Regions from separate parts of the Homo sapiens genome. Here region 2 is linked to region 1. The links are chromatin loops, found by intact Hi-C in ENCODE. Cell type or tissue: HCT116. All regions are shown on one strand. Region 1 has its middle 51 kb from the start of MIR5003. Region 2 has its middle 4.6 kb from the start of C5orf47.

Region 1 (2,500 bases):
CCACCAGGATTCTCACCCTGTCACCCCCAGCTCAGAACCCTCCAATAAAAATAACAGCAACAACAAATCGGCCAGGTGTGGTGTCTCACACCTGTAATCCCAGCACTTTGGGAGGCTGAGACAGATAGATCACCTGAGGTCAGGAGTTCGAGACCAGCCTGGCCAACATTGTGAAACCTCGTCTCTACTAAAAATACAAAACTAGCCCTGCATGGTGGTGCACGTCTGTAGTCTCAGCTACTCGGGAGGCTGAGGCAGGAGAATTACTGAACCCAGGAGGTGGAGGTTGCAGTGAGCCAAGATCGTGCCACTGCACTCCAGCCTGGGCAACAGAGGGAGACTCTGTCTCAAAAACAAACAAACAAAAACAAAAAAACCAATAACAAATCTGCCAGCCCTCACTGAGCACTGCCAAGAACCTGCACTGTTCCAGGCATGTTGCTTGTGCAGATTCATGGAATTGTTACAGAAGCCCTATGAAGGGACCTCTGTTACCACTCCATTACCCAAGCGAGAAAGCAGGCACAGAGAGCTTAAGCAACTTGCCCAAGGTCACCCAGCTGACCAAAGCAAAAACAGGACTCAAACCCAGGCAGCCTGGAGCCAGAGACCACCCCCTTAACCAGGCATCACTCCGATGTGCCAAGAAGATAAATGAATCTTCTCACTGAGGCTGAGAAGGCCTTGTGAAATCAGGCCTGCTGGCCTCCCAGACATTGTTCCACAGCTGCCTCCTCCCATCCAGCGTCTCTGGCTTTCACACTCACCAGACTTCCTCCCTGCCCAGGGCCTTTGCACATGCTGTGTGCTCTAGGAAACCTCGCCCCATCCCCTGCTCATAACTTCCAATCAACCCTCTCCCCCAGGGTCCTTGGCTGCCTGGGCCACCGGGCAGTCCCTCGGGTATATGCTTTCATGCACCCTGAATTTTTCCTCCACGCATTTCTAACAAAGGCTGTATTAATACATCTGTGCAGGCGCGTGAATATGTTTCCTGATGGACTATGAATGTGGCCAGAGCAGCCATCGTGTCTAGCTTCGTCCATTGTGGTCCCCGGTGCCTATCCCAGTGGCACTGAATGTTTGTGGAATGGATGGGTGAATAAAGAAATGAATGCATCCCCGCAGATGGGGGGCTGCAAAGCCCTGGGGTCAGGCTCTCTGCCTTCCTCGCCTTTGTTCCTTCGTTCGCTGACCGCCAGAGGGCGCCAAAACCCGGGAAATGGCCCGCCTGATGCGTGGACTCCAGGGGGGTTCCCCAGCAAGGGGAAGGGGCCGGGTGCCCAGTGGGTGGGCGCCGTGGCCTCCCTGAAAAACACTGTGGACAAATAAAGACTAAGGCCTGGTTTGACTCCTTCCCCGGCAGCTTCTCAGCTGTGACCAGCAGACACCCTGCCTCTCAGGGGGATGGCAGAAATCCTTGCTGCCCGGTAGGAACTGAGCCCAAGGGCCTGAGGTAGGAAGGGATGTGTTTGCACAGCAAACATTCGTGGATGGAGCCAGCCTGAAAGGGGACTTCTAAGTGGGAAAGAAAAACAAATACTGGTCCCCTACTCTCACATGCCTACAATCCTGGCAACTCCCATAGGTAGGTAGGCATTGCTGTTCTCCATGTCTGCACTTGGGGAAACTGAGGCACAGCTGTACCCAGTGGAGCTTGGTGATGCCTTCCCACCCCTTGCCTGCCTACTGGCCACCCCTGCATCTAGCTGCCTCCACATGAGTGGTTCTCACAGTGTGGTACCTGGAGCAGCAGCAGCTCCTGTCCACCCAGACCTCCTGATTTAGAGACTCTGGGATTGAGCCCAGCAACCTGTGGCTAAAAGCACTCCAGAACATTCTGATGTGCAGTCAAGTATGAGAACCTCTGGTCTGCACCAGCCCTTTCTCGGGCCTGGGCAACACAACTGTGAGGACAGTGAGGCGGGACCCTGAGGGAGGGGAGTGAGAGGTGAGGCTGCTCCATGGGAGAGGTGAGGCCAGTGTCCCAGGCTGCCCAGAGCCCCCTGGGTGGGCAGGGCCCACCAGGTGGAAAAGCCCCAGAAGATACCTTGCACCTTCTGTGCCCACTCAAGTCCCAACAGACAGCCCGAGGGCTGCAGAGGGTTGGCAAGCACTGGCCATGCAGGTTCCCAGGACCCTCCCCTGCCTCCCCCGGAGGGGGCCTGGACAGCTGCCATCTGAACCGGTCCCCAGCCATTCCTCTGCATCCTAACATTGGAGAACTGCAGGCTCTGGAGGTTTTGGACCAGCCAGAGCCAGGTGTGAATTCTAACACATCTGTGACCTAATACAAACCCTGTCCCTCCTTTGATCCTTGGACTGCTCCCGAATAGAAGACGGTCATTATGAAAAAAAAGAAAATGAGAGTGGTTTAGAGAATCGGAGGTGGCTTGGGACATTCAGAGCAGGAAATGGGTCTTGGGGGTGGGACCAGCCGCAGATCACTGGCAATGAATGCCATCCTCAGAGCACAGATTTTGTCCCTGGGGCAAAGGCA
Region 2 (2,500 bases), 1.3 Mb after region 1:
TAAAGGGCAGTAATATGACTAATAGCTGACTTCTCAAAAGCAATATCAGAAACAAGAAGACAATAGAATATCTTCAAAGTGCTGAAAAAAAATAGTTGGCGACATGAATTCAATACCCAGCAGAAATATATATATACAGTTTAAAATGAATGAAATGGAAAAAAGATGAATGAACAGCAATGGAAAGAGTAAATATATTAGTAAACCTAAATGAAGCCTGACTGTATAAAACATAGTAATACTGATGTCTCATGATGCTTAGAATATACTATAAAATTACCAAAAACTCTATATGTGCTTACATAAAACATAGGGAGGAAGAAAAGTTGAGAGTCAAGTCACCAAAATGGCAGAGTAGAAGCAATCTGGCCTCCCTCTCCCCCACAGAAAACTAAAACCAATATCAGTGCAAAGGTTATCACCAGCAATATCCTAGAACTCAAATATGAAGCAGAAATGATCCCCAAGGCCTCAGAGAAGTAAAAAGCCTCCAATTGGAGGGTAAGAGAAATGGACTTCTTTATCCTTGATGATCGTGCCCCAAGCTGCCAGTCACCACACAGAAAACTGCCCTTAGAATCATTTTTGCTGTTTTCTTTTTCAGAATTTCTTCAGAATATTTTGTAGAATATGTTGATGAGAGTTATTGTCAATATTATTATAGGACACATAAAAAAAGACCTACTGGGGGAAAATGGCAGATAGAAGGCAGGACTAATTTGCAGCTCCCACTCAGACGAAGAGAACAGCATGTGGAGACTCACATCATGAACTTTTGCTCCACTGGTGACAGTGAGGTGGATGCCAGCTTTCCCATTATCCTGGGTTCCTGCATCAACCTATAGGAAGCGTTGTGAGTGCCTGAAGGGAGAAAAACCCCTGAGGGCAGCTTGAGACTAAGAAGGGAGGATGGCAGTTCAGTGGCTCTCCAGCAGCACCACGCTATGGGAGGCATGCTCCACAGGTCCCTGGGTACGACCCCCTACCAGCCTTCCCACATGGCTAGGGTGTTTCATTTGGGACCTCACCACCCTCCATCCAAGTCTGGCAGCACTACTGTTTGTGAAAGTGAGGCAAACCTGGGCTTAAGAGGCCATCTAGTGTGGAAAAGGAGGCAGTGTCCTAGTGGAAACAGCATTCAACAGGTGGACTGCAAAGAATCTAAGCAAACATACCCTAGAAAGACAAAAACAAGCTGGATGTGAAGACTGGAAAATATAACCTTTCATGCAAAGATATGGACGCACATCCACAAGAAACAACAGCAAACCGGGAACCATGACCTTCTCAGATAGACAAAGCAAAGTGCCAGTTACCAATCCTAATGAGACAGTGATGTGTTTCTGTGAGGTATTTTTTTTTCTTAGTGAGATTAACATTTAAGCTAGTAGACTCGGAGTAAAGTAGATAACCCTCCAAAATATAAGTGAGCCTTATCCAATCATTTGAAGGCCTGTGTATTAGTCCATTCTCATACTGCTCATACAGATATATCCAAGACTGGGTAATTTATAAAAGAAAGAGGTTTAATTGACTCACCGTTTGGCATGGCTGGAGAGGCCTCAGGAAACTTACAATCATGGTGGAAGTGGAAACAAACATGTCCTTCTTCACATGACAGCAGCAAAGAGAAGTGCTGAGCAAAAGGGGGAAAAGCTTCTGATAAAACCATCAGATCTTGTGAGAACTCACTCACTATCATGAGAAAAGCAGCATGGGGATAACTGCCCCCACAATTCAGTTACTTCCCACTGGGTCTCTCCCACAACATGTGGGGATCATGGGAACTACAATTCAAGACGAGACTGGGTGGGGACACAGCCAAACCATATCAGCCTGGAAGAAAAGACTGGGCTCACTTGAAGAGGGGGGAATTCTGCCAGCAGAGGACCTTTAGACTGGAACTGCAGCATCAACAACTCTTCCCTAGATCTCTTAGCTTGCTGGTGTACCTTGTAGTTTCTCTCTCTCTCTCACGCCACAGTCTTTTGTTTCTGCTTCTCTGGAAAACCCTAATATACATATCCATGAGAACAGCTAACATGAAGATGACAATGCCAAGTGGAGGTGAACAAGTGGAGCAAGTGGAATCCTCATACTTGGCTGGAGGAGTGTAAATTGGTACAACCATTTTGGATACCTGTTTGTCAGCAGCACCTAAAGCTGAACGTATGAACACCCTAAGCAACTCCACACTAACATATATAGCCTATAACCTGTTTCCACAAAGGGTATGTATGAGATTCTTCTTAGTCCCACTAATAATGAACCAAACTGGAAACAACTAAATGTCCATCAATAAGTGGAAAGGATAAAAATAAATGGTGACATATTCAAATGATACACAAACTTCTACAGTTGTTAACTAACCAAGTTCATTCTACCCTCAGGCAGCAAGCCAATCACTGAGGTGATGCGTTTTGCAAGGGAGAAAAGATGTTATTCACAAGGCTGCTGTGTGAGAAGACGGGAGAACAAACCTGAAATCCACCTCCCCAAA

What was found. Hi-C counts contacts between places; a loop is a spot of excess contacts. Peaks named below come from ENCODE experiments on the same cell type or tissue, not always from the same donor. Only the 100,000 strongest peaks of a DNase experiment are listed, where the experiment ranks them.
Region 2: it touches region 1 in a loop (7-fold over the local background); 3 of 110 quality-filtered maps call a loop at or near these places.

The regions. Positions count from the first base shown.
Region 1 is chr5:172,712,005-172,714,504 of GRCh38, forward strand. No RefSeq gene overlaps it. Among named protein-coding and RNA genes, the nearest start is that of MIR5003, 51 kb to the left of the region's middle. RefSeq lists an enhancer at 785-1,392. In HCT116, CTCF peaks have their summits at 1,174 (motif pointing right) and 1,375; no DNase peak of the experiment used is centred here.
Region 2 is chr5:173,983,337-173,985,836 of GRCh38, forward strand. No RefSeq gene overlaps it. Among named protein-coding and RNA genes, the nearest start is that of C5orf47, 4.6 kb to the right of the region's middle. In HCT116, a CTCF peak has its summit at 1,100; a DNase peak (open chromatin) is centred at 1,105.